Regions from separate parts of the Homo sapiens genome. Here all the other regions are linked to region 2. Evidence: chromatin contacts called from ENCODE Hi-C or POLR2A ChIA-PET data. All regions are on one chromosome and are shown on one strand. Each heading gives the region's core, a stretch centred on a gene start or an enhancer-like site at or near the end of the contact. The rest is flanking DNA. Distances are from core to core; before and after follow the strand shown.

Region 1 (4,869 bases), core at 1,433-3,932, 290 kb before region 2:
AGGATTGAGGATAATTTATCATCGTTTTTTTGGCCTTTTTTTTTTTTTTTTTGAGACGGAGTCTCGTTCTGTCACCCAGGCTGAAGTGCAGTGGTGCGATCTCAGCTCACTGCAACCTCCGCCTCCCGGGTTCAAGTGATTCTTTTGCCTCAGCCTCCTGAGTGGCTGGAACTACAGGCGTGTGCCACCATGCCCGGCTAATTTTTTTGTATGTTTTTTCACCGTGTTAGCCAGGATGGATTTATCATAGTTTTTATACATGATTTTGGCCATTTTTTCTTACAAAATTTGGAGATGGCAATGTTGACATTCTGCTCTTAATTTTATTCTTATGTGAATGATTTTCAAATTGAACTTACCCTAGAAAGACACATGGCCTAAATGGAATATCTACAATTTAAAAAATTGTTTTATTTAATGTTTAGTGTTCTGAACACTAGTTAATAAAAAGTTAAATCTAGAGTTTTAATATAATCTAACATCTGTAATTCTTTTTTTTTTTTTTTTTTGGAGACGGAGTTTCGCTCTTTTTGCCCAATTTGGAGTGCAATGGCGCGATCTCAGCTCACTGCAACCTCCACCTCCCAGATGCAAACAATTCTCCTGCCTTGGCCTCCTGAGTAGCTGGGATTACGGGCACTCGCCACCATGCCCAGCCAATTTTTTGTAGTTTTAGTAGAAACAGGGTTTCACCATATTAACCAGGCTGGTCTTGAACTCCTGACCTCAGGTGATCCGCCTGCCTCGGCCTCCCAAAGTGCTGGGATTACAGGCATGAGCCACCGTGCCTGGCCTAACATCTGTAATTCTTATACCATTTAAATTTTAATAAATATTTGTTGGCTTAATAAAGATAAAATGTTCTTCCTAAGGTTATCTAGCCGGTGCACTATCTCTTAATATTCATTTTAACTGTCAAACTATTTATCCATTTGAAAACTCTTTAGTTGTTTTTGCATATGACATTAACAGTTTCTATAGTCACTGATTATTGTACCATTTTATTCTTATAGTACATATTTTATGCTTTAACTGGCCAATAGAATTTCTGCATAAAAAGCACATAAGGAGATTTGTACTTTAAATCAGGGGTCCCCACCGCCTAGGCTACAGACTGGTACTGGTCCATGGACTGTTAGGACCCAGGTTGCACAGCAAGAGGTGAGTGTCAGGCGGGCGAGCGAGCATTACCACCTGAGCTTGCCTACTGTCCAGTCAGTGGTGACATTAGATTCTCATAGGAGTGGAAACCGTATCGTGAACTGCATATGTGAGGGATCTAGGTTGCATGCTTCTTATGAGAATCTAATGCCTGATGATCTGAGGTGGAACAGTTTCATCCCAGAACCATTCCATACCCCGCCCCCTCATCTGTGGAAAAATTGCCTTCCGTGAAACTGGTCCTTGGTGCGAAAAATGCTGGGGACCGCTGGTTTAGATTATGTAGAGAATGCTTACATAGTACTCTTTATTTTAATAGTATTTCTTGTATTGGTGGTGCTGCCTCACTGATAGTGATGGTAGCCCTGTAATCACTTAATCCTTGTTCAGCAGGCATCCATCTCTTTGGCCTTAAAAATGGCAAAGCTGAACTTGGTGTGTCCCTATTGTTTAACATCTCTTATAGGCCTCAGTTTCTTCATCTACAAAATAGGGAAAAATAATATGTACCTCATAGATCTGTTAGGATTAAACAAGAACATGTTTATAAAGTTCTTAGGAGCTTAGATATCTCTTTATTTGGAGAGCTAGGAAGGACAATTCATTGGAAATATTTCAGGTGCGTATGAATATGATATCTCTTTTAACCACCATTCAGTTTCTGACTTACTGTTTCCTAGTCAGCCTCACCCCACAATTGTAACTATCTCTTAACCTAGTGGGGAAACCAAGCCCCATTTTCCTTACAGAATTTTGGAGGGTAAATTGTGGTAGGTGTTGTAGGGGTAGTTGCTTGACACTTACCCCACAAGCAGGCTTCCCTTACTTTTTTTTCTTTTTTTTTTAAGTCTAATACTCAGAAGTTGCCTTCTTTTTTGGTTCATTAGAATTATACCAGCCCTCTAGCATACCACACAGTCACAATATATCAATCGTTTCGGGTGTCCAGACAGCTAACATTTTGAATTCACATTCATTTAATCCTCATGACAGATTTAGTATTTTCACTTTACAGATGAGGAAATTGAAGCGCAGAGAAATTTAAGTAGTCCAAGATCACAAAGATGGTAAGGTGAGAGTAAGGAATCAAACCAACTCTGTCTGACTTTCCAGCTTATGCTCTAACAATTACCTTATAAAACTTTTTTTGTTTAAAAGCACAAAATTTAGAGCAAATTACTCATAGACAGTAGTTGCTTCAAGGATGTGCCTTCTTTTTCTTTGCACTCTCCTTATGCTAATTATTAAGGCGAGAGTGGCAGTTCTATGTTCCCTCCCCCCCAAAAAAAGGAAGGAAAAGAGGAAAACTAAGTTTCAGTGCTAAAATATCTTGTGGCCCTGGGTATGCAGGATTGCATATCTGACCATAACTAGCCTAGCAGCGAGTTCCCTACGGATAGCTAAAATACATCATTTTGAGGTGGATTAGCTACCCCCCACCCCCTACCCCTTTCTGGCATTTAGCTTCTCCAGCTCCATTTGAGTAGAGTTGTGGTTGGGTTTGTAGAACTCATTAAGGTTGGACACTATTATGGTGATGTGGTTTTGAGAAGATATTGCAATAGCCCTCAGAAAAGGAACTAGATGCTGCAGTTCCTTGTCAGAAGTAAACTTGGAGCGAAACACGCCTTTAGGAGGGGTAACCAGGCTGCTTTCCTCTATTTTTAAAGCTGTAGTATGAAGCCAAAACTAAAAGAGGATGGGCTTGCGATATTCGGGGTGCTTGGGCAGCCATGTGTGAGTATCAGCTTCCAGACCAATGCTTTGTTAATCTTCATTGTTTATTCTCTGACATTTTCTCTGGCTTTTTGCTGTAACTCAACCTGAAGCATCATTGAACTTCCCTGAAGGACTTGTGTTGTTAGGATCAGAAAAGTGTTCTTCTCTGCAGTTAAGTTAATTTGACTGGGTTTTCTATGTATGTTAGCATAAAACCCCATTGTTTTCTTGCGCATGCTAGGCAAGGTAAGAAGGCAGAGACTGATTGGTTGTTGATTATTGCATGGCAGGTAGAATGCTAGAAAATTAGTTGAAACTCATCCTGGGCTTATTGAATTTTGTTGTATCATATACATAAACTGTGGACACTTGGTTTGGATGCTGTAACCTTATCTCTGAGAAATGGCTTCTAATTTGTGTTATTTTGCATTTGAAAAACTTGCTATGGATTTTATAAAACTTATAACAAAAACCCTAATATACTTTATTAGCTTCTGATAAATATTACATCAGACATCCAGTTAGTATAATTTGAATGTGGTTTGAAACTTTTTTAGAGGTAGGTTTCGTTGTGGGTAGTGGAAGGAGGCACATAAGTTTTAGAGTTAGCTCTGAGTACAGATTGTGGCCGTTTCACTTACAGCTGTGAATTCTTGGGGAAATTATTCATTAAGTCTCAGTTTCCACACATGCAACATGGAAATACACTGATACCTGCCTCAGAGTTTTTGTGAGGATTAAAAGTAAATAATAAACCAACAACATAGTCATTTTATTATCGCTATCAAATATGTACCGTACATAATTTTATGTGCTATACTTTTATATGACTGGCAGCACAGTAGGTTTGCTTTCACCAGTATCACTGCAGATATGCAGTGCATTACAACATTATGACAGCCGTAACATCATTGAGTGATAGGAATTTTCCAGCTGCATTATAATCTTACTGGACCATCATTCCATATATGGTCTATCATAGACTGAAACATGGCTAAGTGGCACATGACTGTAGTAAATATTGTTAGCATCCTTCTTTTGTTTTGTCATTTTTGCCTTCCTCCCCCTAGTGTTTTCTCACCCCTCCAAGAATAAAATCCTAGTTCCTACCAGGACTCACAAAGCTCTGTGAAATCTGAACCTGGTGCAACTCTTGAGACTTCATTTCATAACATTTTTCTCATTCCCATAGCTCTGTCTGCACAGCTACACTGGCTGTAACCTCCCTGGCCAGCTCATTGCCACCTCAGGATCTTTGTACTTGCTGTACACATTGCCTGATGTTCTTGTTCCCTAACTCTGCATGCTGGCTCTTTCATACCACTCAGGTCAGTTGTTAGGTCACCTCCTCAGAAAGCTCTTCAGAAGAAGCCGCCATTTCCAGTCGAAGACATTTTCTACCATAAGCACCTGTTTTATTTTCCTTAAGTGAAGATTTGGATTTGCGTTTTAGAATACATACAGAGTAAATAAAAATTCTCTACACAATTTTGCTGTAAACGTCTTCTGGGATTTTTGTGTATACACTTCCTTTTAGAGAATATGTGCATTTGAAGTGGTTTTGTTGTTTAAGGTGTGAGTGTTCAGTCGAATACCTCTTAGTGCCATTTTAAAATGTGATCTAAAGAAACATTTTGCTTTTATCTTTTCTTTCTGCTCATTAATCCACATAAATTACTACACTAAATTGATTTAGAATAAACAGATTGCTTGGAATTAATTTTAAAATTTATTTTTTAGCCCTCATTTCAGCCCTTAGCTCTGTGAAGCCTTGGTTGATTTGCCTAAACGCTATCTATCTGCAGAACCTTGGCCTTGTTACTTGGAAGATTAAATAAGATATTTATGATGAAAATGCTCTGAAAAACTGAATACAGCTTTTTACAATCGTTTTATATTTATTATGTACTGTGATTTGTTCCTGATATTTCACATTTGATTCAGGGAAATCATTTCAACAAATTATAGAGCTTCTTTTGTTGTCGTTTT
Region 2 (4,598 bases), core at 544-3,043:
GCAGGAAGCAGATACACCTTAGCTTCTACTGGGGAGTTGCCAGGAAACGATTGTGCGTCAGTCTGCACACTCCCAGTTGGTAGCTTCTGGAACATGGAGTAGAGAAACCTGGAAAAACTGAACAAGTAGAGCAATTGATTTTGTTCACACAATCGCAATAGGAAGAACACCCCAGATATGAAGATTAGAGTAATGGAAGGCAGGTTTTTTTTTTTTCAAGCAAACTTTTCATTGAATGTTAACAAGTTTTTACATACATGTGACCGCTACCACAATGAAAATACAGAACAAACATTTCCATTGCCCCCCAGAGTTCTCTTGTGCCCCATTCCATTTGACACCCCAGCCAATGGCCCAAGGCAAGCATTCATCTTCTTCTGTCATGATTATTTTTTCTACAGTTTTATATAAATTGAATTATAGGGTTTATAAGTACTCTTGATATCTGGTTCTCTCTCTTTTTTTTTTTTTTTTTGAGACAAAGTCTCGCTGTGACTCCCAGGTGGAGTGCAGTGGCATGATCTCGGCTCACTACAACCCCTGCCTCCCAGTTCAAGCGATTCTCCTGCCTCAGCCTCCTGAGTAGCTGGGATTATAGGTGCCTGCCACGACGCCCAGCTAATTTTTGTATTATTAGTAGAGACGGGGTTTCACCATGTTGGACAGGCTGGTCTCGAACTCCTGACCTCAGGTGATCCACCTGCCTTGGTCTCCCAAAGTGCTGGAATTATAGGTATGAGCCACTGCACCCAGCATGATTATGGTCTTAAAATACAGAGTGACTTATGATTTATGCCTGATTCTCTGGTGGCTGGGGAACCAAATAGTCTGAGAAAATACTTGGGTCAGTGGGAGCATTGGGATGACTGGAGGTGAGGAAGGGTTTGAGGTGTGAAACATCATTTATGGGAGGCTGTTGTTATGGAACTAGTCTCCTGCACTAGGCCCCAGCAGGCCAGACACCAGAATGGAGTCAGTTGTGCTAAGTGCAGTGTCATCAAACTGAACTTTGAAATGGGCCAGTTCCCCTAAAACATTCCATTTAATCTGCATCAACCTAAGTAATAAGGAAGTCCCCTCTGCTTTAACCCTGTAGGGAAAGTAACTTTGACATGATCAGTCCGTGTTTTGTTCTGTTTCTGCTTTCTGCCGCTCTTCTCTGCCTGCAAAGCCAACCTCCTGTGCTCAGCTCATTTTATAGGATGAGGTGTTGCTCACTTCTAGAATTGCAAATAAAAGCCAATTAGATCTTTAAGTTTGTGCTTCTGTCTTTTGACAAAGGTTCACAACTTCTCCAGCCCTCCACGAAGAAGCTGGAAGGAGCAGGGTGCACAGGCTCTTTGAAGATGCTGAGTGAGGTCCCAGGGCACCCACAGGAGCTGCCACCTCAGCTCAGGGGACACAGCTACTCTGAGCCCCTTTGCTCATGGGGGAAAGGGCGGGGGAAGCATGCTATCCCGCCCCCGCTCCCTACCCCAAAAAAGCTGCTTTGTCTTCAGAGGACCAGGAGTCCTGATTGGGCAGCCTCTGCCGGGAATGAAATGCATGTCCTTCGCACTTCCACTACCGTTCTATTTTCAGGCTGATTTATAACTAAAACGTGAAATAAGTGCTAGGAAAGCATTTAGCATTGTCTGACACTGCCTCAGCACACTCAGTTTCCTCTCTCTTCTTCATCAGAATCTCTGCCCGGCCAGGCAGCAGGCGCTGACTCTCGCACTGTCCGGTTCGAAGAGCTGTTTTCTGCAGGTACTTGCAGTAGCAGCTGGCCTGGGACCCACCCCCGGGCAAAGTCCGCTCCGGAGTCTGTCACTTCCCGGCGCGGGCCACCCAGCCCCTGGCGCCCTGGCGCTCAGCGCTCCGCGGGCGCGCCCTCTGGCGGCAAGAGCCCTGAACATTTCGCAAGCGGCGAAGGCTGGCGCGTGTTATCCTGGGCACCCACCGGACCGAATCGCTGGGCAGGGCTGCAAGGTGACTTGCTAACGCAATCAGACCAGAAAGGAGCGCGCGTCTAACTAAGCGGGGGAGGGGAGAAGCATGTTCATATTTTGTAAAATGCAAGTGGCACCTCTCCCCATTTTCCTCAAAATTTTATTCTGAAAAACTTTAGTACTTAAAAGTTCAAATGCTTTTACAGTGGACACACATTTATCTATCAGCTAGATTCTGTTATTCACATTTTACTCTATTGGTTTCATTGCATATCTGTCCATCTATTCATCCCTCTTTCCATCCTTCAAACTATCTTATTTTTTCTTTTTCTTGTTCTCTTTTTAATTTTTTTTTTTTTTTTTGAGACGGAGTCTTGCTCTGTCGCCCAGGCTGGAATGCAGTGGCGTGATCTGGGCTCACTGCAAGCTCCGCCTCCTGGGTTCACGCCATTCTCCTGCCTCAGCCTCCCGAGTAGCTGGGACTACAGGCGCCCACCACCACGCCTGGCTAATTTTTTGTATTTTAGTAGAGACAGGGTTTCACCGTGTTAGCCAGGTTGGTCTCTATCTCCTGACCTCGTGATCCGCCCGCCTCGGCCTCCCAAAATGCTGGGATTACGGTTGTGAACCACCGTGCCTGGCCCCATCTTATTTTTCAGATGCATTTCAAAAAGTAAATTGCAGACATTAGAACACTTCCCCCTAAATATCAGCCTTCAGCTTTTAAAGAAACAAATTGAAGAGATTGCTAATATTTATTTTGTTATAGTAGAATTCTTTTTTCACATGGTGTTCTTAAAACCCTTTGAAGTAGGTTTTATTTTCTTTTTCTTTTACTAAAAAAAAATTTTTTTTTGAGACGGAGTCTCGCTCTGTTGCCCCAGGCTGGAGTGCAGTGGCGGGATCTCGGCTCACTGCAACCTCTACCTCCCGGGTTCAAACGATTCTCCTGCCTCAGCCTCCCTTGTAGCTGGGACCACAGGCGCGAACCACCACGCCCAGCTAATTTTTATAATAATTTTTTATTTTTAGTAAAGATGGGGTTTCACTATGTTGGCCAGGCTGGTCTCAAACTCGTGGCCTCAAGTGATTCACCCACCTTGGCCTCCAAAGTGCTGGGATTACAGGCGTGAGCCACAGTGCCCAGCAGCTTTGTCCATTTTCTTTTCTTTCTTTCTTTTTCTCCTTTTTTTTTTTTTTTGAGACAGGGTCTCACTCTGTTGCCCAGGCTGGAGTGCAGTGGCACAATCTCAGCTCATTGCAACCCCCGCTTCCCAGGTTCAAGCAATTCTCCTGCCTCAGCCTCCCAAGTAGCTGGGATTACAGACATGTGCAACCTTGCCCGGCTAATTTTTGTATTTTTAGTAGAGACGGAGTTTCACCATGTTGGCCAGGCTGGTCTTGAACTCCTGGCTTCGAGTGATCTACTCACCTAGGCCTCCCAAAGTGCTGGAATTACAGGTGTGAGCCACTGCGCTTGGCCTGCTTTGTCCATTTTCTAATGGAGCTATTCGTGTTTTTATTATTGAGTTGTTTCAGTGTGGGTATTAGTTAGGAGATAGGGGGTTGGCTGAATTAGTTCACCATCTGAGCTATCTGGAGATAGATGGGTCACAGAACACTGTCCCTCCTCTTAAAAAATCAGATTTTTAAGACATTATACAATCTCAGGTAGGTCAAAATTCAAGTAAGGCAAATTGGAGTAGGATGCTCCAAGCCTCACTAGCCCTGTGGAGAAAGGCTCTCTGGCTGTGTAATCTTGAGTAATATTTAACTTTTGTGAGTCTCAGTTTTTGGGCCATTTTATAGGTGCATGTGCTCTTTTTTTTTTTTTTTTTTTTTTTTTTTGGGACGGAGTCTCGCTCTGTCGCCCAGGCCGGACTGCGGACTGCAGTGGCACAATCTCGGCTCACTGCAAGCTCCGCTTCCCGGGTTCACGCCATTCTCCTGCCTCAGCCTCCCGAGTAGCTGGGACTACAGGCGCCCGCCACCGCGCCCGGCTAATTTTTTGTATTTTTAGTAGAGATGGGGTTTCACCTTGTTAGCCAGGATGGTCTCGATCTCCTGACCTCATGATCCACCCGCCTCGGACTCCCAAAGTGCTGGGATTACAGGCGTGAGCCACCGCGCCCGGCCGCATGTGCTCTTTATGTGAGTCTAAGATGGTAAGGGCAGCAACTCGCCCTTGCTGAGCACCTTCCTCGTGCCAGGGGCTGGAGCAGGTGCTGCATGGGGGAGGCATGCTATCCCACCCCCCTCCCCCAGAATCAACAGGAGCCATTGCTCTTCTTTTTCACATCTGGAGGCTCAGCTCCAGCTCTCAGGGATGGCAGACTCAGGTCTCATGAAGGAAATTCACACTTGCATCATCAGAGTAACCAAAACCACTTCAGATTCATGATGGATGAAGGGCAGGATGACACATCCAGCTCTGACTTGGTCATCAGATGCAACAGGGATACTTTAGGATGTTTCTGCAGCATCTGCTGTGACAGGAAACCTGGGAGGCAGAGTTTCCTGCTCCAGTATTTTGTCTCTCCATGAGGGATGGCGTGGAGGCAAAGATGGCAGCTCTTGAGGAAGGCACTGGCTCACAAGATGGTGGCTCTTGGGGAAGACACTGCCTCACTTACAAGATGGCAGCTCTTGGGGAAGACACTGGCTCAC
Region 3 (4,965 bases), core at 1,487-3,986, 300 kb before region 2:
CAGAGCTCAAGAGGAAGGAGGGGGTGTTTTTTAGGAGGAGAAATTTGTATGTCGTGAAATAAGAGCTAAGAGGATCCACTAGCGTCCTTTCAGCAGTGAGGCTCTAATACTGTTTTATTTGCTGCCTGTGTTTCCTTTAGGTCATGATTGTTGTGAAACAGTGAAGGTGCAGCTCTGTGCTTCCAAAGAGGGCCTTCCCGTGTTTGTGGTGGCTGAAGAAGACTTTCATTTCGTCCAGGATGAAGCGTATGATGCAGCTCAATTCCTAGCAACCAGTGCTGGAAATCAGCAGGCTTTGAACTTTACCCGTTTTCTTGACCAGTCAGGACCCCCATCTGGGGATGTGAATTCCCTTGATAAGAAGTTGGTGCTGGCATTCAGGCACCTGAAGCTGCCCACGGAGTGGAATGTATTGGGGACAGATCAGAGTTTGCATGGTGAGAATTTATATGATCTACAAACACACTTTAAGTTTGTGATATTTCTACTTTTTTTTTAATGGGGCTACTTTTCTATGGTCATCATATTCAGGTCTTCCACAGAGGCTGCGTAAATCTTAGAATTACTGTAGGAAAGTGGCCTCAATGGCATCTCTTCTAGGTTCTTCAATTGAGCTGTTAAGCATGTTGTTGCAGCGAAATGACCCTAGGGATTACCCAAGGAGAGTGGCACGTCACCTTCCTGTGGGTCTGGATTTCAGATTTGATCTCTCAAGTGTAGAAAGTGACATGCTCTTCATGAGGAGAGTAGCAGAGTTACTTTTTGGTGTTTAATGATCAAAGACATGGTTTTCATTATTGTATTCTGAAGTTCTCTAAAGATAGCCTGGAAGTGAAGGAGAGGAAAGATTGGGCAGTGAGTGGGAGGAGCATGAGAACAGGGTGTGCTCTGAGAAACCACACACTTCCTTAACCAGGTTAGTGTCACTCTTACTGACTTTATCTGTTGGCCCTCCCTATGAGAGTTCACTGAAGAAAGGACTTTTTGTTTGTTTTTTGTTTTTTTTTGAGAACGGGCTTTCACTCTTGTAGTCCAGGCTGGAGTGCAGTGGCATGATCTCGGCTCACTGCAGCCTCCACCTCCTGGGTTCAGGTGATTCTGCTGCCTCAGCCTCCCAAATAGCTGGGATTACAGGCATGTACCACCATGCCTAGCAAATTTTTTTTTTTTTTTAATTAGAGACAGGGTTTCACCGTGTTAGTCAGGCTGGTCTCGAACTCCTGACCTCAGGTAATCTACCCACCTCGGCCTCCCAAAGTGCTGGGATTATAGGCATGAGCCACTGCGCCCGGCCAGAACTCCACTTTTTCAAAAATATTTACATAGTAAGTCCTCTTACTCAAACAAGGGTTTTCCCACATAATTCTAGTAGCCAATGACATCTACTTGATGTCATAATTGTATAGATATTTTTTAATGAAACATAATGTGTACCTGGAGTTCAATAAGTAACATCCAGTTTCCCTTCTGAGTTCAAGTCCAATTGAACGATTTGGGAGTCCTGAGATAGAAACCAAAATGTTTATTACTGATGAAATCTAGATTGGAAGCCTGATGTTAGAGCTCCTGCCAGAAGGGTCTGCTTGTACTTTCTATGTCTTCAATGAAAGAGCTGGTCAGTCACACCATTGCCCTGTAGAGTCCACCCAGCCTTGAGTATTGAATTATTTTGGGTAAGCAGACCACAAGTCACTCTCCCCACAGGTGAGCAGTTCCTGAGGAGAAATACCCAGAGGGGCCTGAGCCATAGCATAGTTAGTTTCTACACTCAGATGAATTTTGTCTTCTTCCATGGAAGAATGGTAAAGAGGTCTTTGCCAGCTTTGATTCTCTTAAATCTACACTAAATTTAACAGTTAAACCTGTGGTCAGCCGTCAGAACGGTGTCCCATACTGTCAGGTGCATACTGTCAGATTCTACCTGGATAGTCCTGCCCAGGTAAAACCTGAAAGGAAGTATCAAATCAAGGAAGAAAGGATTTATCCTTTTCTTCTTCTTTTTTTAAGTATAGTGTCCAAGAAACTTCTGTCTTGCTAATATTTAGAGATCAGAATATTTGACATTCTGAAAAGGCACTCATGCCTTATATAAACCTGGTGATGGGCCTTAATACCTCTAGCTCCTCCTATTTCTGTATTGATACAGGAATGTTTATTCTGGCTGCCTTTCACAAATCAGTGTCAAGATAGTACTGCATTAGTTATTTGTGGGGCTTATGGTGTTTTATGGTTTTGTTTTGTCTTGTTTAAAGAGGGGCCCAGGAGTTGGATAGTTTTATGTTGCCATGATTAAAAACAACTATTAGAAAAAGCAAACATCTGAAACTTTGGACATATCACTTCCTCTTTCTCTCTCTTTTTTTTTTTTTTTTTTGAGATAGAGTCTTGCTCTGTCGCCCAGGCTGGAGTGCAATGGTGCAATCTCGGCTCACTGCAACCTCCATCTCCTGGGTTGAAGCGATTCTCCTGCCTTAGCCTCCCAAGTAGCTGGGAATACAGGCACATGCCACCACACCCTGCTGCTTTTTTGTGTGTTTTAGTAGAGACGGGGTTTCACCATGTTGCCCAGGCTGGTCTTGAACTCCTGAGCTCAGGCAATCCACCCGCCTCAGCCTCCCAAAGTGCTAGGATTACAGGCGTGAGCCACTGTGCCCGGCCACTTCCTCTCTTTGGGCCTTAACTTCCTTGTCTTTAATAGGAGGGAATTGGCCAGCTTTAATTTTTTTTTGTACTGTCAGTGTACTGGTAAATTTTCTGTTGCACAAAATTGCTCAAGCAGTGCTAACAAAGGCCAAACCAAATTTGAACACTTGAGGAAGGAAATACATATTAAAACCACAATGAGATATCATTACACATTTATCATAATGGCTAAGATGAAGAATACCAAGTGCTGGCAAAGATGAAGAACATATCATATGTTGCTTGTAGGAATGCAAAATGTATAACCACTCTAGAAATATTTGGCAGTTTCTTGTAAAGTTAAACATACACTTAGCGTATGACCCAGTAATCCCACTTTTGGGTGTTTATCCTAGAGAAATGAAAATCTGTAGTCACCAAAAAGTCTGTGCACGGACGTGCTCATAGTAATGTTATTCATAATCTTCAAAAACTGGAAATAACCCAGATTTCCCTCACTGAGTGAATACAGAAGCAAACTATAATATATCCATACAGTGGAATACTACTCAGCAATAAAAAGAAGCAAACTGTTGACATGTGCAACAACTTGGATGTGTTTTAAATGCATTATGCGGGAAAATGAAGTCAGTTTCCAAAGGTTCCATACTATGTGATTCTATTTATATGATATTCTGGAAGATGCAAAATTATAGAAAAAGAGAACAGATGAGTAGTTGCTAGGGGCTGGGAGTGGGGGAAGTCTGACTGGAAAGAGGTATCATGAGGGAATTCTTTGGGTTGTTGGAGTTGTTTTGTCTTGTTCGTGGTGGTGGCTGTAAGAATCTATGCATGTGTTAAAACTCATAGGAGTGTACATCCCCTAAAGGTGAATTTTATTGTACATATATTTAAAATAATAAAATAACAAAAGAAATTGTGTAAGTTGTATACTTTGCAAGGTGAAATGCATGCAAGTGACTTGATAGAAGTGTCTTTAAGTCAACAACTGGGATGAGGAATCTGATTTTCTGTGCTCAGTTCACATTCTGCAGTTTAAATTGTTCTATTAATTGATGATTAGAATCTGGGAACACTGGGTACAGTAAGGGAGAGAAGCATCAGTTAAGAGTTCATCACGCCTGCTGTTGAGGGACAAATGTAATGGAATAGTCTGTTCACATCAATGAGTTGCACATAAATACTTTTAAATAGGTATTTAAAGGAGAAAGGTACAAAGTAACCATGATGCCTGAGGTAATACAGGTAAATAAGGCACCTTGTTACATAACAGGACTTCTTGCTGTTGAAAGCTAGGATGTTTAGAGATATTCTAGCCTAATACTTAGACAAAGTAGTTTATGTAAGATTTATGGCTAATCCTCCTACTGTTTTAATTGTTTAGTTGCAGTGCTTTTTAGCTTTCTTCAGGTCAGTGACTCCTTTGGAAATTGCTCAGATTTCTCCTCAGAAAAAAATGTTTATAGGTGCCTATGTGCACACATTTACATATGATAAATTTCTTAAGTCTCCCTGAACTTCAGGCATGAGCATAAAGTTAAGAATTCTGGGTTTAACTTTGCTCTTACAAAGTGGGAAAAGCAGGGGCATTGGAGTCAGTTTGTTTGCATCCTGGCTTCATTGCAAGAGTTTGTGCAAAATACTCAATCTCTCTGTTACTTAATTTCCTCATCTGTGAAATGGGGGAAAGTGTATTCTGATAATGTGTGCTAGTTTATAAGCTATTCATTTTGAATGTACCATTTGGAGACACAAAACATTGATGTTTTACTTGTTACAAAAATTAATCTTCACTTTAAATATGAACAGGAGGGAGTTTGTCCTTTTAAATCTTCCAAATGTTCTCTCATCCCTAATTATATAAACAAGCTTCTACACATTGTACTGTTTGCCACAGTTCTGCCTTAAATGCAGGTGATAAGGATTCATCTGGGTGTGGCGTGAATGGTGGGGTAAGGACATTTTTTTCTCTGAGTTTTCCAAGTCTCACTTAGTTTCTCAGCTCGGTGGTTAGTGAAAATGGTAAGCTAGGGGGGTGTTTTCCCTGAGAGACCCTTGTGCAGTAGCCGTCAGCATAACTCCCAGGTAATGTAGGGTGGGCCCACTGCAGACTTGCTCTAGAGGAAGCAGGGAGAAACATCCTGGGGGAATCTTCATTCTTATTTACTCATGATATTGTATAACCAAGTGAAAAAGAGATCTGATCATCTTTGGGGGCAAGAATTCTCCCCTCAAAGAGAAATTTGGGTGGAGAGGTGGAAGACAGGTTTAGGAAAAACTGCAGTAAGAACAGCCTGTGTATTCCCAATTCTATACATCTGA

The links. Hi-C counts contacts between places; a loop is a spot of excess contacts on that map. ChIA-PET counts read pairs that join two places held with the same protein, here RNA polymerase II (POLR2A). Pooled maps may share reads with other maps.
Region 1: a loop to region 2 is called in a pooled map, with 2.0 times the contacts of the local background. The contact joins two enhancer-like sites. A Hi-C loop is called at or near these places in 1 of 168 maps with a recorded cell type or tissue (Right ventricle myocardium inferior), 1 of 37 single-sample maps with no recorded cell type and 1 of 50 pooled maps. POLR2A ChIA-PET finds 5 or more read pairs at or near these places in 2 of 52 experiments (WTC11 and activated T-cell).
Region 3: a pooled map shows a loop between it and region 2 (2.6-fold over the local background). The contact joins two enhancer-like sites. A Hi-C loop is called at or near these places in 1 of 168 maps with a recorded cell type or tissue (Right ventricle myocardium inferior), 1 of 37 single-sample maps with no recorded cell type and 2 of 50 pooled maps. POLR2A ChIA-PET finds 5 or more read pairs at or near these places in 1 of 52 experiments (activated naive CD4-positive, alpha-beta T cell).

What each region holds. Positions count from the first base shown.
Region 1 is chr15:85,552,594-85,557,462 of GRCh38, forward strand. The region is part of intron 5 of AKAP13 (A-kinase anchoring protein 13); the gene reads left to right. Among named protein-coding and RNA genes, the nearest start is that of AKAP13, 170 kb to the left of the region's middle. Within about 2 kb of position 2,683, at least 4 of the 41 ENCODE cell types and tissues checked have a DNase peak (open chromatin) inside an H3K27ac peak, as active enhancers do.
Region 2 is chr15:85,838,863-85,843,460 of GRCh38, forward strand. LOC105370952 (a long non-coding RNA gene) reads left to right here. Exons shown (of 3, transcript XR_932580.2): 3 at 1,681-2,202. Among named protein-coding and RNA genes, the nearest start is that of MIR548AP, 16 kb to the left of the region's middle. RefSeq lists a silencer at 1,773-2,032. Within about 2 kb of position 1,794, at least 5 of the 41 ENCODE cell types and tissues checked have a DNase peak (open chromatin) inside an H3K27ac peak, as active enhancers do.
Region 3 is chr15:85,533,444-85,538,408 of GRCh38, forward strand. AKAP13 (A-kinase anchoring protein 13) reads left to right here. Exons shown (of 37, transcript NM_007200.5): 4 at 141-437. Among named protein-coding and RNA genes, the nearest start is that of AKAP13, 160 kb to the left of the region's middle. RefSeq lists an enhancer at 587-666. Within about 2 kb of position 2,737, at least 10 of the 41 ENCODE cell types and tissues checked have a DNase peak (open chromatin) inside an H3K27ac peak, as active enhancers do.